3 separate regions of the Homo sapiens genome follow, and regions 1 and 2 are each linked to region 3. The links are chromatin loops, found by intact Hi-C in ENCODE. Cell type or tissue: PC-3. All regions are shown on one strand.

What was found. Peaks named below come from ENCODE experiments on the same cell type or tissue, not always from the same donor. Only the 100,000 strongest peaks of a DNase experiment are listed, where the experiment ranks them.
Region 1: it touches region 3 in a loop (8-fold over the local background); 14 of 110 quality-filtered maps call a loop at or near these places.
Region 2: a loop joins it to region 3, with 16 times the contacts of the local background. A loop is called at or near these places in 24 of 110 quality-filtered maps.

Annotation. Positions count from the first base shown.
Region 1 is chr1:247,448,616-247,456,615 of GRCh38, forward strand. NLRP3 (NLR family pyrin domain containing 3) reads left to right here. Exons shown (of 10, transcript NM_001243133.2): 10 at 1-202. OR2B11 (olfactory receptor family 2 subfamily B member 11) reads right to left here. Exons shown (of 2, transcript NM_001004492.2): 2 at 567-6,449. The coding sequence starts at 3,367. The coding sequence ends at 2,414. Among named protein-coding and RNA genes, the nearest start is that of OR2B11, 5.5 kb to the right of the region's middle. In PC-3, a CTCF peak has its summit at 4,189 (motif pointing left); no DNase peak of the experiment used is centred here; H3K4me3 peaks cover 355 bases; H3K27me3 peaks cover 3,828 bases.
Region 2 is chr1:247,571,985-247,579,984 of GRCh38, forward strand. It overlaps GCSAML (germinal center associated signaling and motility like), which reads left to right. Exons shown (of 5, transcript NM_145278.5): 5 at 2,159-5,706. The coding sequence ends at 2,398. The region is part of intron 2 of LOC102724446 (a long non-coding RNA gene); the gene reads right to left. Among named protein-coding and RNA genes, the nearest start is that of OR2G2, 12 kb to the right of the region's middle. In PC-3, a CTCF peak has its summit at 4,735 (motif pointing left); DNase peaks (open chromatin) are centred at 2,867 and 4,737; H3K27me3 peaks cover 2,078 bases.
Region 3 is chr1:247,385,963-247,393,962 of GRCh38, forward strand. It overlaps LOC107985375 (a long non-coding RNA gene), which reads left to right and starts at 3,814. Exons shown (of 2, transcript XR_001738574.1): 1 at 3,814-4,386; 2 at 7,380-7,900. RefSeq lists a silencer at 6,879-7,161. In PC-3, CTCF peaks have their summits at 4,311 (motif pointing right) and 4,516; DNase peaks (open chromatin) are centred at 909 and 4,339; H3K4me3 peaks cover 413 bases.

The DNA.
Region 1 (8,000 bases), 63 kb after region 3:
TCCGGTGGAGTGTCGGAGAAGAGAGCTTGCCGACGATGCCTTCCTGTGCAGAGCTTGGGCATCTCCTTTACGCCAGGGTGAGGAAGACACCAGGACAATGACAGCATCGGGTGTTGTTGTCATCACAGCGCCTCAGTTAGAGGATGTTCCTCTTGGTGACCTCATGTAATTAGCTCATTCAATAAAGCACTTTCTTTATTTTTCTCTTCTCTGTCTAACTTTCTTTTTCCTATCTTTTTTCTTCTTTGTTCTGTTTACTTTTGCTCATATCATCATTCCCGCTATCTTTCTATTAACTGACCATAACACAGAACTAGTTGACTATATATTATGTTGAAATTTTATGGCAGCTATTTATTTATTTAAATTTTTTGTAACAGTTTTGTTTTCTAATAAGAAAAATCCATGCTTTTTGTAGCTGGTTGAAAATTCAGGAATATGTAAAACTTTTTGGTATTTAATTAAATTGATTCCTTTTCTTAATTTTAAAAAAGAGTACCTAGAAATTTTTCAAATTATTTCTCTAAACCACTAAAGATAAATTAAATTGTTTGGTGCATTTTAAAAGTCACTTTGGCAAATGATTCCATTGTAGATAATTTTTAAAACGTTACCTCACTCTAACTGTAATGAGTGGAATTTCATCTTTGATAGGATAGGAGATTGAAAATCGTGGAGGGAAAGGTTTGAGAGTATCAGAGCCTGCGCTCCTAACTAGAAGTATTATGTAGAAGATGCATCTTGCTTTCAGTTGATAACAGCTTATTTTGGATTTATCCCATCCGAGGAACAGTTCATCTATTATACTTCACAGAGCATTAAGTTATAAGGAAATATTTACTAATTGCTTCTCTACACATGGACAACTCTTAAACCGCATGGAATTGCTCAGGATGGAAATACTATTTCCTCTGTACAATTAGCCATCAAAGTAGCCACACTTTGCTACTCAAAGTGTAGTCTATGAACTGTCGATATAAGGAGCTTGTATAAGAATGTAAAACAATCACATTATTAAACATACCTTTTAGATGAGCTGACATTTAAAAAAAACCCTGAAGACTATTTTTATAAGGGAAACAGTATGAGATTTACATTCTGTTGCAAACTCTGTCTTGTTAGCACTTCTGAGCAGCACCAACTGGAGACTGGGTTTCTGCATCTTGGTGAACTATTACCGACTGCCTTCCTGCTACAAACACTTTGATAACCTATATAAATAATGTAATCAGAAACACATAGCTGAGCTTGAAAGAGAGAAAGAGAACCTTTGGGCATTAGGACATTAAAACTGGCCAGGTTGCTGAGAATGCCATTATTTCATTCCTTTTTATGGCTGAATAGTATTTTTCCATGGTATATATCTCACATTTTCTTTTTCTTTTTTTTTTGAGATGGAGTCTTGCTCTGTCGCCCAGTCTGGAGTGCAGAGGCGCGATCTCGGCTCACTGCAACCTCCGCCTCCCGGGTTCAAGCAATTCTCTGCCTCAGCCTCCTGAGTAGCTGGGATTACAGGCGTGTGCCACCATGCCCAGCTAATTTTTGTATTTTTAGTAGAGATGGGGTTTCACCATCTTGGCCAGGCTGGTCTTGAACTCCTGACCTTGTGATTCACCCGCCTCGGCCTCCCAAAGTGCTGGGATTACAGGCATGAGCCACTGCGCCCAGATGGTTCCATATTTTTCCAATTGCAAATTGTGCTGCTATAAACACGCATGAGCAAGTATCTTTTTCGTATAATGACTTATTTTCCTCTGGGTAGATGCCCCGTAGTGGGATTGCTGGATCAAATGGTAGATCTACTTTTTGTTCTTTAAGGATCCACAATGTTTTCCATCGTGGTTGTACTAGTGTTTGTACTAGTTTACATTTCATGGAAAAACTTTCTATAGAAGAAAATGTGAACTACAGAGAAAAAAAAATCAAAATCACAGGAAGAAGATAGCAATCTACTTCATTCCTGGAATTGTCTGAAAAAGTCGTGTAAAATTTGTGGAGATTTAAGTATATGGAGAAAAACACTTATTCATTGTAAGTAAAATAAGATTGTATTTCAGCTTCATCTTGTGTATACTTAGGAGTAATAGAAAAGAGACAAATGGGGAGAGAATAAAAGAAATATAGGAAGAGGAAAAGAGAAAAGAATCAGGAAATTGGAAGTGAAATAATTCCACACATACTTATTGAAGTCTATTTAAACAATGCTTAAAAATATATGGCCTCTTAGAATTATACGTTTAAAATGAACTTTGTCGCTATGGGATTTGGGGCATTATAACAGGAAGTGAGATGTTTGAAGACAGGGTTTTTGAGCTCTCTGGGTATTAACTCCTTAAGTGAAAGATGCTCTGAGTGCACAATAGACTTGTGCTGTGTTCTTTAATTGATGGAGATGCTACATCTCATGTCCTCATCATCCACAGAGCCTCCAGATCCTGGCCAGAAGTCTCCTCAGAGCCCCCTTCATATCTTTATTTCTCAGGGTGTAGGTGAAGGGATTGAGAGTGGGGGTGATTATGGAATAGAAGAGAGAAATAAATTTGCCCTGCTCTTGGGAGTAGCTGGAAGGGGGCTGCAGATACATGTAAATCGCAGGTAGGTAGAAGAGGGAGACGATCATCAGGTGGGAGGAACACGTCCCAAAGGCCTTGTGTCGTCCCTTGGAGGACTGGATCCTGAGCACTGCCCGGGCAATAAAGCCATAGGAGAGAAGGATGAGAGCCAGGGGCACCAACACGAAGAAGGCCACCAGCACAGCCAGTATGGTGTCATTCACAGCGGTGTCAGCACACGACAGCTTGATCACGGCCGGCACCTCACAGAAAAAGTTGTTCAGCACCTGCCGCCCGCAGAATGGCAATTGCACCGTCAGGACCACCTGCACGAAGGAGTTGCCGAAGCCACTGAGCCAGGCCAGAGCCACGAGCTGCTGACAGAGAGCACGGTGCATGAGAACGGCATAGTGCAGGGGCTTGCAGATGGCCACGTAGCGGTCCAGGGCCATGGCGGCCAGGACGATGCACTCCGTGCATCCCAGCCAGTGGAAGACTGCATATTGCACAGTGCAGCCTCCATAGCTGATGGTCTTCTGGGAACTGCCCATGTTGACCAGCATCTGAGGGACTGTCGTGGTGGTGTAGCAGAGGTCCAGGAAGGACAGGTGACTGAGGAAGATGTACATGGGGCTGTGGAGTTGAGGATCCACCCGGGATGCCAGGATGATGGCGACGTTCCCCAACATGGCCAGCACATAGGACAGCAGGAGGACCACAAAGAGAGGGAGTTCCAGCCACGGCCTGTCAGACACACCCAGAAGGATGAAGGCTTTAGGGGAGTCCCCTAAGAAGCTATGGTTGTCACTTTTCATGTTGCGGCATTTTCTGGCACTTGTGGCAAATTGAGAAAATTGGAATGAATAATACCTGAGAAGAGGAATTGATCACTTTCCTCCCTCTTGCATCCACTCTTCCTTTCCCAGGTGATAGCCTGTTTGATTCTCCTTACCTCTGTGGAGACGCTGGGATGCGGAAGGGTCAGAACCAGGAGCCCCAGTAGCAGCCTCTGTGTCTTTGCTCTCCTTCCTACTCAGTGGCCGCAACTAAACCATTTAATATTCCTGAACTTCTGCATCTGTAAAATGGGGAGAAATACCTCCTTCAATTGCCAAGACTTGGGGACGATAGAGACATTAAGTATGTGAGAAGAATACCTCACGAATGACAATTATGTTCCAGGTAGAGCGAAGCGTGCTGCAGCTCCCATCACCGTCAGAGTGTTTGATTTCTCTCTACATCCACATCGACAAGGAATTGTCCACCTTCTTAGGCTTTCCCATTTTGGGAGGTAGTGGTAGGAGGGAGGCAGGCGGTGACATAAAGCAAGCAGAAGGGCTTTGTGAGCAGCTGGGGGCTGTATTGATAGGACCACCCCCCGTCACTGGCTCACGCTTGCATCCAGCTCCCGGATTCATGCTGATCTCCGCTGTCATGACCACACACGCACAGGCAGCCCTGTCACTCACACTGGCAGTAAAAGCAGCACAATTCTAGGTCCTGTGAGTCTCTGGAGTGGAAGAGCCAAGGTATACGTTACTTCAGCCCCTGAATAGGTCATGGTAGTTAATGAGACCCCAGACCATGGAATTTTGAGCACAGGGAGAAAGCTCTTGATTGGCGTGAGAAAGGTAGCCCCTGGAATTGTCTACGGAAAGATCAGACTGCCCTCTAGGGCTAGGTTTTATCTGATGGCTTGAGTGACATTCCAATTTCCTGCACAATTTCTTTGCCGAGCAGCTGTCACCTCTCAGTGATAGAAAACAGCCAATTTGATTTCTGAAACCATTGCTGTTAGGAAGCAACTGGGTTGCCACCTGCTGATTCGTGGGTCCTTTCGACTGCACCATTGGCTTCTCACCTCCTACAATCGCTCAAGCATTGCACACCTTCCAGTTCCTGATGGGGATGTTATGCTCCATGATAGGATTGAAAAATATTATTAATAAACAATAATTAATTAATCATTATTCATAATAAATCCTGTAAGCAGATAATTTATGAAGGATTTTTATTCTTGATTTGGTACCTTATGCATAGACTGTAAAACTAACGGAGATCTGCTCAGCTTACATGTTGCAACAGGTGTTCCCTGCTGCCCCAGTTGATGTTCTGAAGAACTCTACTGTTACTGGAAAACAACTCAAACTCCAGGGTTTCAATGGAGGAATAAGTTCAGTTTTTCCCTCCTGCTTCTCTAGTTTCAAAACCACACACGTTTTGTCAGAAAGTTGCCAATATTCTTGTGAAACATTCAATTATCGTATCTCCTCCCAGATTCTATCAACAATACTTATGAAATAAACTTCACAGAATGTGATCTTATCTCTAACGAGCTCAAGATGCCTGTCAAAACAGTGAGCTGTGGCCGAGCAAAGTCAAGCTAGCACATTTTTAAGTCTAATTATTAAGAAGTAAAGGAATTATGACATTTCTCTTTCTGAGATTTCTGATTCCAGAGTTTCTTTTCAGAGCCTAAACTGGGAGAAAAGGGAGAAGTTGTAGGGATAGTGAAGAAAGAAATGAGAGAATGAAGGAAGCAAGAAAGATAGAGGGGTAAATGTATGCGGCAATTTATAATAAAGACAAGTTATTTACCACTCACTGTGAGCCAGGTACTGTAATAATAACTTGATGTTGCCTTAATATCTCAGCAAGGTCCATGTTTTCACCCCTAATTGACTGAGCGACTCGGGAGGACAGCTGGTCTACCTTAGTTACACGGCAGCAAATGGTAAAGCCAGGACTGAAAGCCAAACTCCTGCTCTTCACTACTATTCTCTCCAGAACTTTGCTTTAAAAAAAGAGCAGCTGGTGACATGGGGAGCAGCAAGGGCAGTCGCGTAAACGACTGAGACAAAAGAAGTTCCTGGGAAGGGGAGATGAGGGAGAGGAAGGTCACAGGATAGAAAGGGGCAGGGATTAGAGAGGAGTGGTTTTCTTGTAATTATAGTCCACTGTACATGTGCACACTTACGTACACACGTGCACACACATGCATGCACGTGCACACGCACACACACACACACACACACACACGCACACACACACGGTTTCTCAATGGCAAAGCTGGACACTGCCCAGCCCTGCCCCTCATGCCCTGGATCTGATGCCCTTCTGTTCAGGTGTTTCCACACGGAGCTTTCGTAGGTGTCTAGCCTCTGCACTCCTTGACCTTCTTTCATCTTCCCACTACCCAAGTACAGGTGCCCCCTCAAGGCACAGCCTTGCTTCCCTGGATGGACACAGTAGTTCCCACAAACATCGCCATCGCATTCAGACGGAATCCCTCAGGCTGTATCTACAGTTGTCAGTTCCTCACTGACCTCTAACCCCCTTTTTGACATTGTGAACTGAGGCATCCCAAATTTCACCTGGCAGCCATCCCCCCAGACTCAAACCATCTCCTTCATCTTAATTCTGGCTGAGTTCCCTTCAGTCACCGTGATGCCAAGTACTGAGGTTCTTTCTATTCATGTTCTACTCCTCATTCACTCTAGTTCAGCACCGAAGTTAAAGAATTCAACACCCACACAATGCTGTGATCCCACCACAATGTTGCATCGTTGCAGGCACGCACTGTCTGTATCCTCACCACTGCCGTCCTGGGCAGAAACGCCCACCAGGACCCCTCTTGGAACTTGCTACCTGCCTCTCTGCAGGCAGTTTCAACCCCTCACTCACCCTCACACGAAGTCATCTTTCTGAGACTCAGGCCTTAAGGCAAAGATATCTTTAGGTGTTTCAATTACCAAAAACGTAAGAACCCGTCGCTCAAGAGTTACCTGCTGATTGTATCATGTTCACGCTGAATTCCCGCAGTTTCTTCTGGGGGCTGCTGGCAGGCTAGGCTGTGAACACGCAGGCTGTGATACACCCTTAGATATATATCATTCCCTGTAGGATATATAATCCTTATGATTAATATTTATATCTCTATATCTATATCATCTACCTCTTATCCCTGACATTTGCTGCTGAAATCTCTGCTGAAGCTTGACGGAACACATTGTTACCTACTCCATCACACAAGATGGAAAATCAAATTTACAGCAGTGTGTGGAATTCCTAGAAAGTAGCTTATGAGATGGGCAAACAGAAACATGGTCATAGGATTTTATTGCTTATTAGTCCAAAGGGTCTCTTTCTTCAGTCTAGAATGCAGCCTCCCATCCCACAACCGGGATAGCCTGGTCCAGGCCCTGTTCAGCTGCGGAGGCCATCATTGGGATTACACTCAAGAGAGTCTTGGGGACAAGGCTTAATGATAGCAGTATTTTCCTGAACTGATAATAACACGGACTCTTTCATCACAAAAAGAGAAAGAGCCCCTTTCTCCTTATTTAAGAGCCCCTTTCTCCTTATTTGTTTGCATTTGCAGTCCTGGTTCAATGGCACGCTTTTTCTTAGGAGTCTAACAAGTACAATCGAGACGTTAGCTGGCACAGGGGCTTGAGAGCACACAAGCCCAGCCTCAACTCCACCTCTTCATCTTTATTCTCAGTGTCACTCAGCAGCCTCTGCAATGTAGTTAGTGTCCCTGTGCATGCACAGTCCTTTCTCATCCTGTGCCAGGACTGGGGAAGTGCACATCCTCCTGCTGGGAATAGCAGGAATGTCTTGGGAATCTTACGTTCTTCCCTTCCCTTCATGTCCCACCTCTGGTTTCAGGACAGCCCGGTTTCTTTCCTTTAACTGCCCTCACTAATTTAACACTATTCATCATCTTCTGTAGCTCCCACAGTACAAAGGGGTTTGAGGACATGAATATGCCTATTGCCACAGTGGATCTGAGGTCTAATTTTTCATAACACTTTAATTTGAAAGATTAAACAAATTCTTAGCATTGAGAGGAGAAGGGAAGTAAGTGCACACTGAATGAGCACCCACCAGTTCTCTGTGCACTAGGCACCGCATATGAGCCTTCCCATATCCCATTTCAATAACTCTGGAAAACTGAGAGGTTCAGAAAGATTAAGAAGTTCACCTCGTTCAGGGACTGGGGTATGAGTCCACAGGGTAAGCTATTTAAAAATCCAATGCCGGTTCACATGGAGGGGAAATTACTTCCTCATAAGCCTCTGGATGTCATAATCTGTCACTCTCAAAAGTAACAAACAGTTCCCCTTTAAAAAACTTTATTTTATATTTACTTAAAATAAATAGAGATGGGGTCTTGCTATTGCCCAGACTAGTCTCGAACTCCTAGGCTCAAGTGATCCTCCCACCTTGGCCTCCCAAAGTGCTAGGATTACAGGCGTGAGCCACCTCACCCAGCCCAGTTTCCCTTTTACATGCACGACCTCGTTAAACACCCTGTAAACCTGAAAAATATTAAAGACCTCGCCTAATGGAAAAATTGTAAATTTGCTGTATCATTTGGTAATCATTTCCAATATGTTAATTTTTTACTTTTTAGGGAGATTGTAATTACTTTTTTTTCTTTTT
Region 2 (8,000 bases), 190 kb after region 3:
GATCAATTTGGCTATTGATACTTGTGTATGCTTCACGAAGTTTTCGTGCTATGTTTTTCAGCTCCATCAGGTCATTTATGTTTTTCTCTAATCTAGTTATTCTAGTTAGCAATTCCTGTAACCTTTTTTCAAGGTTCTTAGCTTCCTTGCATTGGCTTGGAACATGCTCCTTTAGATCGGAAGAGTTTATTACCCACCTTCTGAAGCCCACCTCTGTCAATTTGACATACTCATTTTCCGTCCAGTTTTGTTCCCTTGCTGGCGAGGAGTTGTGATCTTTTGGAGGAGAAGAGGCATTCTGGTATTTGGAATTTTCAGCCTTTTTGAGCTGCTTTTTCTTCATCTTTGTGGATTTATCTACCTTTGGTCTTTGCTCTTGGTGACCTTTGTATGGAGTTTTTGCGTGGTTGTCCTTTTTGTTGATGTTGACGCTATTGCTTTCTGTTTGTTAGTTTTCCTTCTAACAACCAGGCCCGTATTCTGCAGGTCTGCTGGAGTTTGCTGGGGATCCACTCCAGATTCTGTTTGCATGTGTATTACCAGTGGAGACTGCAGAACAGCAAAGATTGCTGCCTACTCCTTCCTCTGGAAGCTTTGTCCCAGCAGGGCACCTGCCAGATGCCAGCTGGAGCTCTCTTGTATGAGGTGTCTGTCGATCCCTGTTGGGAGGTGTTTCCTTGTCAGGAGGCATGAGGGTCAGCGACCCACTTGAGGAGGCCATCTTTCCCTTAGCAGTGCTTGAGCACTGTGCTGGGAGATCTGCTGCTCTCTTCAGAGCCAACAGGTAGGCAGGAATGTTTAAGTCCGTTGAAGCTGCACCCACAGCCTTTCCTTCTGTAAGCCCCTGACTGGGGCTGCTGCCTTTCTTTCAGAGATGCCCTGCACAGAGAGGAGAAATATAGAGAGGCAGTCTGGCCACAGTGGCTTTGTGGTGTTGGAGTGGGCTCAGTCCAGCCCAAATTCCCCTGCGGCTTTGTTTACACTGTGAGGGGAAAACTGCCTACTCAAGCCTCAGTAATGGCAGATGCCCCTTCCCCCACCAAGCTCGAATGTCCCAGGTCGACTTCAGACTGCTGTGCTGGCAGCAAGAATTTCAAGCCAGAGGATCTTAGCTTGCTGGGCTCCATGGTGGTGGGACCCACTGAGCAAGACCACTTGGCTCCCTGGCTTCAGCCCCTTTTCCAGGGGAGTAAACAGTTCTTTCTCATTGGTGTTCCAGGCACCACTGAGGTATGAAAAAAACTCCTGCAGCTAGCTTGGTGTCTGCTCAAATGGCCACTCAGTTTTGTGCTTGAAACCCAGTTTTATGCTTGAAACCCAGGGCCCTTGTGGTGTAGGCACCCAAAGGAATCTCCTGGTCTGTGGGTTGCAAAGACCGTGGGAAAAGTGTAGTGTCTGGGCTGGATAGCACTGTCCCTCAAGGTATGGTCCTTCATGGCTTCCCTTGGCTAAGGGAGGGAGTTCCCCAATCCCTTGCACTTCCTGTGTGAGGTGATGCCCCACCCTGCTTCTGTTCACCCTCTGTGGGCTACACTCACTGTCTAACCAGTCCCAATGAGATGAACTGGGTACCTCAGTTGGAAATGCAGAAATCACCCGCCTTCTCTATTGGTCTTGCTGGGAGCTGCAGACTGGAGCTGTTCCTATTCAGCTTTGTTCTTTTTGCTTAGGATTGTCTTGGCTAAACAGGCTCTTTTTTGGTTCCATATGGAATTTAAAGTAGTTTTTTCTAGTTCTGCGAAGAAAGTCGGGGAGCTTGATGGAAATAGCATTGAATCTATAAATTACTTTGGGCAGTATTTCCATTTTTATGATATTGCTTCTTCCTATCCTTGAACATGGAATATTTTTCCATTTGTTTGTTTCCTCTCTTATTTCCTTGAGCAGTGGTTTTTAATTCTCCTTGAAGAGGTCCTTCACTTCCCTTGTAAGTTGCATTCCTAGGTATTTTATTCTCTTTGTAGCAATTGTAAATGGGAGTTCACTCATGATTTGGCTCTCTGCTTGTCTATTATTGGTGTACAGGAATGCTTGGGTTTTGGATACCTTAAGTGTAAGAGCACCATCAGGTGTATAAAGAAGAAGGGAAGGTAGTACACTGAGTTCAATTTATGAATGACCGTGGATCCTTGATTTCTTTTCTCTTTGTGCTTGGCAGGAAAACGAGAATGGCAGTGGTTCTGAAGAAGTGTGCTACACTGTCATTAATCACATCCCCCATCAGAGATCCTCCCTGAGCTCCAATGATGATGGCTATGAGAACATTGACTCCCTCACAAGGAAAGTGAGACAGTTTAGAGAAAGGTCAGAGACAGAATATGCCCTTCTTAGGACTTCTGTTAGTAGGCCTTGTTCCTGCACCCATGAGCATGATTATGAAGTTGTGTTTCCACACTAAAATCCTCAAGCTGCTTTATCACCTTCCAGCAATGAAGACAATGCAGAATAGCAGACTCTGGCGAAGTTGTTCACCCTGAGCAGTGCATGAAACATTCCTTTCTGGCTAAAGTTTAGAAATATTATCTTATTATATATCCTTAGGCAACTCTGATATGTGGCATCTCTGTGGCTTAGGTGAAATCATAGAAATTGACACAATGACCTAAAATATTCTATGTGTTTTTGCTTGTAAAGTTTGAGGACATGGAGGTGATAAAAAAAACTTTCTTAGGACAATAATGTAAAATGAAAATAAATTTCTAATCCCCCTGACTAACTGAATGGACCCTCTTCTAGGCCAAAGAGACCTCAGATGAACCTGAAAGACTGAATTCTGGCCATGATAGGAAGGGAGGTGAGACACACCTTGTTATACCCCTTCCCTTTTGGAGTTTATGCACAAGTGACCAGGATGAGTCATAAGACTGATGAAATAGACTGATTGTGGCAATAAGAGTCCCAATTCCAACCTGACTCTGGTGTAGATCACACACTGTCTGAGGGATTCCATCTATGAGACTTTGTCTACATAACAGAGACCTTGGTTTCCACAACCCCTTTATTTTAGCTAAAGCATTCTTTTCTACTGACTTCTTAAGTCTTTAGACAAAGCTTAACTCTTTCAACCAATTGCCAATCAGACAAACTTTGAATCTACCTATGACCTGTAAGCTCTCTCCTGCTTCAAGATCTTGCCTCTTTAAGCTGAACCGATGTGCACTTTCCATTTAATGATTTATGTCTTTGCTTGTAACTCCTGTCTCCCTAAAATGTATAAAAGTAAACGGTGACCTGACCACCTCAGGCACACTTTCTCAGGACCTCCTGAGAGTGTATCCCAGGCCATGGTAAGTCATGTTGGCTCAGAATCAACCTCTTTAAATATTTTACAGAATTTGGGTTTTGGTTACCAATAAGTCTCCACAAATATATGTCCAAGAATCTTCAATTCCAAGCCTGCTCACCAAATTTCAAATGCCAACATCTCCCCATCCAATTACCTATTTCATCTTTGAGGTGTAATCTACTCAATAAACTGTGTAAGACCAGTGACCAGACCCTTTGCTAACCTGACATTTACTTCAATTTTTCTTTTTCTATGTACTGGATATTTTTGCATATAAACTTGCAGTAATAGTTCAAAAATTAATAGTTTTTGACATTGGCTTTTCTGAGAAGAGAAATTGAAAGTGTCACAAAATAAAAAAAGATGAAATGAAGCATATATAATTGTCAATTTTTTCAATTTTCTAGCCAACAGAGAATCGAAGGATTCTGTTCAAATATTAGTAAAAATTGAAAATAAACTTGTGCTTATATTTTGTTTGCAACACACTAGTTAATTTAACCTGTGACTAGTTATCTCTACCGAAGGTGGATGTGTAGTTTCTGGTTTTAAAATTCAAGCAAACTGGAAAATAATCCATCTAATTATGCTTTCTTTCCCAAGAAGTTTTTTAATGATATGCCAGCTTCCTAATTTGGAGACAAAAGCCTTAATTGACAATGCATTCATTATATATTTTTTTGTATAGTTACAGTATACGAGTTGAGTATCCCTTAGATGAGATGCTTGGGACCAGAAGTGTTTTGGATTTCAGATTTATTTTTGGATTTTGGAATATTTCCATACATATAATGAGAGAGTTGGAAAATGGGATTCAAGTCTAATCATAAAATTCACTTATGTTTGATATACACCTTATCTGAATAGCCTGAAGGTAATTTTATACAATATTTTAAATAATTTTATGCCTGAAACAGAGTTTGCGCACATTGGACCATCAGAAAGCAGAAGTGTCACTATTTCAAGTCAGTGCTCAAAAAGTTTCAGATGTTAAGCTGGTGATGCAGTTCATGCCAGTGATCCGAGTACTTTGGGAAGCCAAGACAGGTGGATCTCTTGAGCCCAGGAGTTTGAGGCCAGACTGCACAACACAGTGAGACCTCGTTTCTACAAATAATTAAAAAATTAGCCAGGTGTGGTGGTGCACACCTGTAGTCCCAGGTACTCAGGAGGCTGAGGTAGTAGGATTGTTTGAGACTGGGAGGTTGAGGCTGAACTGAGCCAGGATCTTGCCACCACATTCCAGCTTGGGCAACAGAGTGAGACCCTGTCTCAAAAAAAAAAAAAGTTTCAGATTTTGGAGCATTTCAGATCTTCAGATTAGGGATTTTCAACCTGTACTGACCTTTTAGTCATTGACAAGCATTAATCAATAGGTGGACTCCAGATAACTCATTTGCTGTATACACATTTTGCCTCTCTATTCAACGAATTCTTATGCCCTCTTGTGGTGATTTTAATGTGCGGAAGGGAAACAATAGAAATTTTGCAATTCTAGAAAAGTCATTCTGTCAAAATATGTCAGTCCTGTAGATATTAGCCAATTTTAGGAAAATGACAAAATTTTTTACTTTTCGTCTGCCTTTGTAGCTGTTTTATGATATAAATACCTTATTTGTAATAAAATTAATTTTAATTTGAGTAACAATCTGGAATTATCAGAGAAGGGGCAAGCAATAGGTTAATAAACAGTATTGATTGGTAGAAGGAACGTTGAAATCCAAGAGCATCAATGTCTTCTGGTGGTTCACCATAAGCCACAGCAGATGTCTTAATCTTTCCGAGATCTAGTTTTTCAGCAAAGCAGGATTTAAGAAATGTAACTATCTTATGTGGTTATGAAGAACAATAGAATCATTGCTGTATAAGTGCTTTTTAACCTGTAAATTTTGTGAAGCTTATCTTTTATGCATATAAATATTTGAACATTTTACATTGTTTATATTTTTAATCAGTTTTACTCAAGTGTGATTATATACAAGAAAATGTAACCACTGTAAGGGTAGAGTTATAAGAATTTTGTCAAATGTATTCACCCATGTAGTCACCTCCTTATGAAGAGACAGAACACGTACATCCTCCCAGAAAGTTCCACAGTGCTCCTTTTCCCTGAGTTTCACCAGTCCTGGCAACCAATGATCTGCTTCGTATAATTATAACTGTTCTAGATATTTGTAGCAATGTACCCTTTCCATATTTATTTTGTGTGTGTAAGGCTTCTTTTAGTCATTATAATATTTTTGAGATTCATCTATGTTTAATGTTCTATCAGTAGTTGTACATCTTACTTGTCTCAGCATATCACCATATAGATATACTATAATTTGTTAATCTAATCACTGATGGATATGTAGGATATTTAAGTTTTTGACATTATGAATAAAGTGGCTATAAATGAATAAAGCGACTACAAATTTGAATATCTAGGTGTGTTAGTTTACTGGTGCTACCATAACAAAGGACCACAGAGTGAGTGGCTTAAATAATAAACATTTATTTTCTCACAATTCTGAAGGTTAGAAGTCCAAGGTCAAGGTGTTGGCAGAGCGGGTCTTTTAAGGGAAAAAGCCTAAAAACTTTGAGTTGGTTTCTCTATGGGAAAATCTTTTCAATGCATCTCTCCTAGCTTCTGGGGGTATGCTGACAATCTCTGGCATTTCCACATTTATTGATAAAATGGATACATGCCAAGGGATGAGAAATACATGTGACAATAATCAGGGGTCTTCTACCTCAGTGGAATTTCTAGGGTCAAGTGGTGTAAAGCATGTTGAGATTTCCTTCTGTGATGAAGAATAAATTGTTGTACCTCGTTTCCTTTATGCCCAGAAAAGCAGCATAATGTCTAGTGGCCCCTTTGGATCTTGGCAGCAGCGTATTCTTCATTTGGGTGTGTTACTCTAGCTCATTGACTAAGAAACTTGCTAGCTTTGAGTGGGGACTCAGAATAAGAGCAGGCTCTGCAACAGGTCCAGGCTGCTGTGCAAGCTGTTTTGCTACTTGGGCCGTAGGATCCAGCAGCTCTAATGGTTCTTGAGGTGTCAGTGGCAGACAGGGATTCTGTTTAGGGCCAGGCCCTTTGCCAGGGCCCTCTAGGTGAATCACAGCGAAGACTCTTAGAATTTTGGAGCAAAGCCCTGCCATTTCTTCAGACACCTAAGCTTCTTTTGAAAACTGCATTGGGCTTGCTCCTGGGCCTTATTAAAGATTGAATGCTTAACCATGGGCCACCAAGTTACCATGTGACCTGAGCTGCCCCTCATAAAGGGGATGTAGTCTGACCTGTTAAGCTATAAAACGGGGTATGTGCAGAGCACTTCATTGTAAAATTGAAAGCATACATATGAGATCAGGCTCAAGCAGGTCCTGAAAACACTAGTAAATTACATAAAGAAGTGACCCAAATGTCCGTGGTCCCCACTCATGCTACACTACCTTACACTGATGGCCTCATGGTGAGTTTCCTATGGTCAATCAACAGGCCCTACAGAAACCTTGGGCCTGGTTCATAGACGGTTTTGCACAATATTCGGGCACTGCCAAAAAATGAACAGCTGCAGCACCACGGCCCTTTCTGGGACATCCATGAATAATAGTGGTGAAGAGAAATCCTCCCTCAGAGTGGAACTTCAAATAGTACATCTGGTTCCTTGCTTTGCCTGGAAACAGAAATGGCCAAATGTGTGATTTTTTTTTATCAATTCATGGGCTGTGGCCAGTGGTTTGGTGGATGGTGAGAGACTTGGAATGAATATGGTTGGACAATTGGTGACAAGGAGGTCTGGGGAAGAATTATGTGGATGGACCTCTCTTAGGCTAAAAACCTGAAGATATTGTGTTATGTGAGTGCTCACCAAAGAGTGACGTCAGCAGAGAAACTAATAGTCAACAGTGTGTGGATATCAGTCAGCCTCTTTCCCCAGCCACCCCGTCATCACACAGTGGGCTCCTGAACAGGTATGGTGGCAGGGATGGAGATTATGCATAATTTCCATTCTTCAAGGCTGACCTGACTACGGTCACTGCTGATTGCCCAATCTGCCAGCAGCAGAGACAAACATTGAGCCCCTGATATGGCAGCATTCCCCAGGGCGATCAGACAGCTACCAGGTGGCAGGTGGATTACACTGGAACACTTCTGTCACGGAAGGTAGTTCTTACTGAAATAGACACTCTGGATGTGAATTTGCCTTCTCTGCACATTACGGTTCTGCAAAAGTACCGTCTGTGGACTCACAGAGTGCCTTATCCACCACGATGTTATTTTACACAGCTTTGCTTCTGGTTAAGGAACTCACTTCACAGAAAACAGAGTGTGCCAATGAGTTCATGCTCATGAATTATGAATTCACTGGCCTTACCATGTTCCCCATGATCCTGAAGCAGCTGGCTTGTAAGAATAGTGGAATAGCCTTTGGAAGACTCAGTAGCAGTATCAGTTTGGTGGTAAAACCTTGAAGGATTGAGACAGGTTCTCTATAATGCTATATAGGCTTTGAATCAATGTCCAATATATGGTGTTTCCAACATAGTGAGGATTCATGGGTCCAGGAACCAAAGGATGGAAATGGGATTTGCATCATTCATTATTACTCTTAGTGATCCACTGACAAACAATTTTTGTCCTCACGATCTTAAGCTCTGCTTGCCTAGAGGTCTTGGTTCCAGAGGGAAGAATGCTTAGGTCAGGAGACAAAACAACGTTTCTGTTAAA
Region 3 (8,000 bases):
GGCCCACACCTGTAATCCCAGCACTTTGGGAGGCTGACGTGGGTGGATCATTTGAGGTCAGGAGTTTAAGACCAGCCTAGCTAACATGGTGAAACCCTGTCTCTACTAAAAATACAAAAATTAGCCAGGTGTGGTGGCGCACACCTGTAATCCCAGCTACTCTGGAGGCTGAGGCACAAGAATTGCTTGAACCCGGGAGGTGGAGGTTGCAGTGAGCCGAGATGGCACCACTGCACTCCAGCCTGGTGACAGAGCAAGACTCCATCTCAAGACAAATAAACAAGTAAATAAAAATAAGCAAGAAATAAAATAAGAAATAAAGGTAGCAGATGGAGATTTAGGAGACAAGGACTCCAGACATGCTCTTGCTTATTCTATACCTATAGTTCTCACTGTGTGGTCGGGGGATCCCCATGGAACTCCTGAGATCTTTCAGGGGATCTGCAAGGTCAAAACTATTTTCATAATCATACTATGACACTGTTTTCACTCTCACAAGTGTAGACTAGAATTTACTTTTCCCCTTCTTCCCTTCTTCTCTTTCTTTTTTTTGACAGGGTCTCACTTCACTCCCCAGACTGAAGTTCCATGGCATGATCATGGCTCTCTGCAGCCTCAACTTCCCAGCCTCAAGCAACCCTCCCATCTCAGCCTCCTGAGTTGCTGGAACCACAGGTGTGCATCACCACGCCCAACTAATTTTTAAGTTTTTGTAGAAACAGGGTCTCTTTATGTTGCTGAGGCTGGTTCAAACTCCTGAGCTCAAGCGATCTTCCCACCGCAGCCCTCCAAAGTGCTGGGACTACAGGCATGAGCCACTGTGCCCGGCTTAGACTGGAATTTTCAACAGGCTAATGCTCTGTGATATTGCAGTAGACTAAAGATGCAGAAGTATTAGAGACTCCAGCTGCTTTCTGCTGAGTCAGACATGAGTAAGATGTGCAAACTGTAAGTCAGTGCTACTCTTCTCAGACTTTTTAACAATTTTTCTGTTTTGGCTTCTGATACAGTAAATATCAACAGATATAATCCCCACATGAAAGCCCCCTGGAGTCCTCATTTTCAAGAGTGTAATGGGGCCTTGAACCAAATCATTTGAGAACCCCTGCCCTAGAAGTAAGAGTGTTTTAAACCCACAGCAAGCCGGCCTCTCTGGGTCTCAGTGTATCCTTTACCTAAAGGAAGGATATGAGATAAGATGATTTCTAGTATCTCCAGATCTGGACAGGTGAAGATGGCCTAACTTGGCTGGTGGGTTTATAAGCGAGTCTGACTTGTGAGGGTGAAGGGAGGGGAGGGCCCCCACACAGCTAATTGTTCCACAGCGTGGCGCTCTGGGTCTCAAAGGAGAGAGATTCCTGCTTCCCTGTTTTGCTGTTTGGTGCTTTTGTGTTCTGCTATAAGCAACAGAGAACTTGGCCAAATTAAAATGTTGCTGGGGAGTGAGTGGTAGGAAAAATTAGGATTGTGTGCTATATTTTGGGGGGTTCTTCAGAGAAACAGAATCCATAGGATACACATAGTATATGAGATTGATTATGGGAATCAGCTCACACGATTCTGGAAACTGAGAAACTCCACCACCTGCTCTCCGCAGGCTAGAGAGCCAGGAAAGCCAGTCGGGGAATTGAGTCTGAGCTTGAAGGCTGGAGAAGTGTAACTGCCCAATGGGCTCACCTTGCCCAGTGCCTGGATAGAGCCGATTTAGCAAGATAGAGGAATTGCAGTGGAGAAAGTGTAATTCACGCAGAGCCAGCTGTGCAGGGGAACGGAGTTTCGTTGTTACTCAAATCAGTCTCCCCAAACATTTGGGCAGCAGAGTTTTTAAGGACAGCTTGGTGGGTGTGAGGAAGCCAGTGAGCCAGGAGTGCTGATTGGTCAGAGATTAAATCATAGGGAATTGAAGCTGTCCTCTTGCACTGAGTCAGTTCCTGGGTGGGGGCCACAAGATCAGGTGAGCCACTTAATTAATCTGCATGATGCCAGCTGATCCATTAAGTGCAAGGTCTGCAAAACATCTCAAGCCACTGATCTTAGGAGCAGTTTAGGGAGGGTCAGAATCTTGTAGCCTCCAGCTGCATGTCTCTTAAACTATGATTTCTAATCTTGTGGCTAATGTTAATCCTACAAAGACAACCTAGTCCCCAGGCAAGAAGGAGGTCTGCTTTGGGAAAGGGCTTTGTTTTAAACTATGGTCTTTGTTTTAAACTATAGGCCGGGCACAGTGGCTCACGCCTGTAATCCCAGCACTTTGGGAGGCCGAGGTGGGTGGATCACGACGTCAGGAGATCGAGAACATCCTGGCTAACACGGTGAAACCCTGTCTCTACTAAAAATACAAAAAATTAGCTGGGTGTGCTGTTGGGCACCTGTAGTCCCAGCTACTCGGGAGGCTGAGGCAGGAGAATGGTGGGAACCCAGGAGGTGGAGGTTGCAGTGAGCCGAGATCACGCCACTGCACTCCAGCCTGGGCGACAGAGTGAGACTCTGCCTCAAAAAAAAAAAAAAAAAAGGTAAACTATAAACTAAGTTTCTCCCAAAGTTAGTTCAGCTTATGCCCAGGAATGAACAAGGGCAGCTTGGAGGTTAGAAGCAAGAAGGAGTCAGTGAAGTTAGATCTCTTTTGCTGTTTCAGTCATTAATTTTGCAAAGGTGGTTTCAGAAGCAGGAGCACTGATGTCCGAGGACAGGAGAAGGTGAATGTCCCAGCTCCGAGAGAATGTGCCTTTCCTCCACTCTTCTGTTCGGCTCCTCAACGGATGGAACGATGCCTGCCCGCGTGGGTGAGGGCGGATCTTCCTTACCTAGTCTGATAGAAACGCTAACCTCTTCCAGACTCACCCTTACAGACACACCTAATAATAATGTTTTACCACTTCTCTTGACATCTCTTCCCAGTCAAGTTGACACATAAGATTAACTTCCACAGTTGCTCTGTCCAAGTAAAGGGTTTTGCCAGGGCCCTTGACCTCAAGAGACAGAAGAACCTGAGAGCACACTGGGAGGCCATGTCACAACCCTGTGAAAGGGTGGGGAAGAACTCTCTGTCCATGTCCCTGGATTTCTAGATGTTCAGAGCTGGATGGGCCCATGAGGAGTCTTTGGTCCAACTTCCCAACAAAACAGTCTCGTTCTCGCAGCCTCCCAGGCAGGATTGCTGGGCCTTAATGTCCAGGGAAGCTGATGAGCAGGAGTGTGGGAGCGAAGCCTTCCCTTCTTCCCTTCCTGGTCACAATCAGGAAAGGGAGTTGCTCCTGCTGACCTATAGAATCTCGATTTCAAGACTGACTGATTCTACAACCAAACGAGAAAACGAGAATTCTTACGTAAGTTCAGAGTAACAACTGTATGCAAGACTCACTCCCACCTGTGTCCTCCTCGACTCATTCTTCCCCACCTCCTGTGTTTCAGTGCGTAACAAACTGCCATGGACTGGGTGGCTTATAAACAACAGGATTTTTTTTTGTTTGTTTTTTGAGACAGGGTCTCATTCTGACACCCAGGTTGGACTGTAATATGATTGATCATAGCTCACCACAACCTCAAACTCCTGGGCTGAAGTAGTCCTCCTGCCTCAGCCTCCCAAGGAGCTGGGACTCCAAGCACAAGCCACCATACCCAGCTAACTTTTAATTTTTTGTAGAGATGAGGTCTCTCTATTTTGCCAGACTGGTCTCAAACTTCTGGCCTCAAGTGATTCTCCTGCCTTGCCCTCCCAAAGATTTGGGATTACAGGAGTGAGGTACTACACCTGGCCCAACAGAAATCTATTTCTCACAGCTCTAAAGGCTGGGAACTCCAAGATCAAGACACCAGCAGGTCTGGTGTCTGGGCTGGTCTGGTGTCTGGTGAGGACCCGTTTTCTGTGCTACTGATGGCCATATATGTTCCTTAGCTATAATCTCACATGGTGGAATGGACAAGGGATTGCTCTGTGGCCCCTTTTATAAGGGCACTAATTCTCCCTTCAGGGGGCTCCACTCACATGACCTAATCACCTCTCCAAAGCCTCATCTCTTAATACCCTCATCTGGGGGGTTAAGATTTCAACATATGAATTTGGCAGAGACACGGACATTCCATTTATACCAGCACCTCTTTATATTAGGTTTCATGCAAGCAAGCCCCGTCTTTCCCCAATATCCCACCCTTCACTTCTGTCCTGGAAACTTCGGGGACGCCAATCATGTACTCTTTTTTACAGCAATTAGCTTTCTCCATCCGCTGGTGCTGCTCCGCAGTCCTCCGCTCTCCCTCCTTCCTCTTCTTAACCTGGGGAGGGCAGAGGGATGATTGTCACTAACACCCAGGACCAGCAGAGGGCAGAAGAGAGTAGCAGGAACCTCCAGTGGAGCAAAATGAGGGACTCTCCTCTCAGTTAAGCAGGTGAGCCAAGGCCAGGCCTCTGGGCTACATATACAGTCCCAGGGGGAGAGAGCGAGGTCAGGTCTAAGACGCGGGGATGCCCCAGCTCAAGATGTGCTGCAGCAGCAGCTGGAGTCGGGCTCCTGAAAAGAGTCGAGCTCAGTGTGGTTAGGAAAAACATTGCAACAGCAGTTTCAGGCTACTTCCGTTTTCTTTCTTATTTTTATCTTTAGAAGCTCAGTATATTAAAAAAAAAAAAAAAGAAATGACAAAGCAGAGTTACGAAACTCTGGTGTGTTTTAAATGTTTACATCGAATACACTTCCTTTTACAGAAAACTCAAGATTCCAGTACACTGAGCAATGATATGCTTATTTCTGTGAGCACAAAAAAGACAGTGATGAAAATACTTGACTAATGAAAAATTTGGAAGTTTGGGGTTTTTTTTTTTTTTGCAAAATGATTTCACTCTGGGACTTTTGATGTTATACCATCAGGAGCTTGAGTGACAGCCATTGTTTTATTATTATTATTTGAATTGGGGGTCTCGTTCTGTTACCCAGCCTGGAGGGCAGTGGCACAATTATAGCTTACTGCAGCCTCGAACTCCTGGGCTCAAGAGATCCTTCTGTCTCAGCCTCCTGAGTAGCTGGGACTACAGGTGCACACTACCATGCTTGGCTAATTTTTTAAACATGTTTTTGTAGAGATACGGTCTTGCTATGTGTGGTGTGGCCAGCCTAATCGCAAACTCCTGGCCTCAAACAATCCTCCCTTCTCAGCCTCCCACAAGCACTAGAATTACAAGCATTAGCCACCACACCCAGCCACAGTCATCATTAAAGGAAAAAATACTCTGTCCAGGTGCAGTGGTTCACACCTGTAATCCTAGCACTTTGGGAGGCCAAGGCGGGTATGTCACTTGAGCCAAGGAGTTCAAGACCAGCCTGGGGCAATATGGCAAAACCCTGTCTCTACAAAAAGTACAAATATTAGCCAGGTGGGTTGTGATGTGCACTTGTAGTCCCAGCAGCCTGGGAGGTTGAGGTTGGAAGATCGCTTGAACCTGGGGAGGTCGAGGCTGTGAACCATAATCAATCACGACTGCATTCCAGCCTGGGTGGCAGAGTGAGACCCTTCTCAAAAAAATATTCCGATGCTTTTTGAAATGGTAACAGAGACTTTATTTAGCACGATTCCAGCAGGGGTATTGTAATAGAGCAGAGAGAATGGACTCAACCCTGAATGCAACAAGGGAACGTTGGGATTTATGGCTAGGGAACAGGTTGGGAGTCAGTGGACAGAGATTACTAAGAGGATATAGTAAAGGTGAAAAAGATTCTGTTAGACTTTAATCAGACTCCTGAACCTGGCCTAACAGAACTTTAGTCAGGCTCCTGAACCTTCTCCTAGACCCATCTGTGCATTTCCTTATAAAATCCAGCTTTAACAAGAATCCTGCTAAGTCAGTTTAACAAGAATATCCTCATCCTTGGTATCTGACTCCTCAATGGCAGATTGGGTTCCTTATTTTTCATTATCCCCCAGGCAATGTTCAATTACCCCGGCCTGCCTTCAGCAAGAGTATGTTAGGCCAGTTCAACCAGAACCCCCTTACCCCTGATATTTCCTCTTCGTAATTTTTTATCTACTGACCCCCACCCTTCTCTTTGGTTATAAATACCCCCTCTTCCTTGTTGTATTTGGAGTCCGACCCAACCTCTCTCCCACCGCTAGATCCCACTGCCATGTTACCTACACTTATCACAAGGGTCCAGAACAAAGTCAGCCCTCCCATCCTTTAATAAGTACCATTGAATAATTTTTCCTTAACAAGGGTAGGGATATTCTTGCTAAAGTGATCTAACAGGATTCTTGCTGAAGACAGGCCAGGGTGATCAGATATCACCTGGGGGATTGTGAGGGATGAGCAACCCAATCAGATATGAGAATAGTCAGATATCAATGTGGGGAATGACTTAGCAGGATTCTTGCTAAAACTGGGCTAGGCAGGTTGATGAGAGGATGGGGGCCAAGGACAAGGCCTGGTTGAGGAGAAGATTCCGAGGAGTCTGACTGAAGTTTGGTAGAGGAGGGAATCTTTGTCACAGTTCACTGTAACATTAAAGTCTGGACTTTTTTTTCCTTTTTAACATTCTATCACACTTGGAAATGTCTTGCAACAATATTGTACTTTGAACAAAATAGTTACAGGACTATGAAAAAGAATCTTAGACATGCTACACTGTAGGCAGCATGGCCTGGACATGGACCTGTGCTTACAGCTGTATGGTAGAAAGAACCTGTGTGAAGGTGAGTTTAAGTATCGGAGTGTGAGAGGCCTTCTGAGGACACAAAGCTTCTCTGTGCCTCACCCACAATGGTGTCTTGGTGAATGCCTTTAGACTGAGTGAGCATTCATCTAGTCTGAGACTTCTTATCTACTGCATTTTTTTTTTTTTTTTGGAGAAACAGAGGTCCCACTATATTGCCCAGGCTGGTCTTGAACTCTTGGCTTCAAGTTATCCTCCTGCCTCAGCCTCTCAAAGTGCTGGGATTACAGTCATGAGTCACCACGGCCTGGTCTGTCTACTGCATCTTAAAGGAGCAGATGCTTGCTTTTTTTTTTTGAGACAGGGTCTCACACTGTTACCCAGGCTGGAGTGCAGTGGCACAATCATGGCTCACTGTAACCTTGAACTCCTGGGCTCAAGAGATCCTTCTGCCTCAGCCTCCTGTGTAGCTTGGGACTACAAGTCCATGCCACCATGCCCAGCTAATTTGTTTTTTAAATATATATATATTTTTTGTAGAGACAGACTGTTGTTATGTTGCCCAGACTGGTCTCAAACTCCTGGCCTCAAGTGATCTTCCTGCCTCAGCCTCTCGGGGTGTTGGGATTACAGGTATGAGCCACCATGCCTGGCCTACATGTCTACTTTTGATCCTGGGAATAGGCAAGCATCCTCCCTTCCCTCCTCTTTTATGATTGTTCCCTGTACATCCACCTCCAGCTCCAGGACTCTACCTCTCATCAAGGCTGACCAGAAGCAAGATGATGGAAGCCAAGAGAGCTCCTCTGCATGCTCCACTGTCTAAGCTCTGCTCTGCATCTGCCGTGATTCTTCTTCCAAACAGAAAACACCGTCTTTCTTTTTGACTACATCTGTCCTCAGAGATGGTGCTGATGGATCCATTTATAATTTATGTGAATTTAAACCTTTGCAATTTTTACATGGAATAAAAGGACCTATTTTCTGGAAAGAAAATGCTGAACAAGAGCTGAGAACCTGGGGCAATCTAAGGCAGGGGTTCCTCCCTAACACCCCTGCTGTCAGAAGCCAGCTGGTTGGCCATAGATCACTTCACCTAACACCCAGTGCCCAGTCACATTTGCCCCCAAATTGTACAACTCAAGCTTAACTTTCACATATTTTAAGATAGTGTCAGCCCCTTTTGCAATATGTAGATGATACTTTTTGTTTGTCATTTACCATTTCAAAAAAATTAAAGCATATTGAATATCTAACTTAAAGCATATTGAATATCTAGCTTGCTTTCCTCTCAGGTTACTAATAAGAATTGCATTTTTTAATGCTTAATCACATATTAAGCTTTCCATTTGGGAGTTTTGC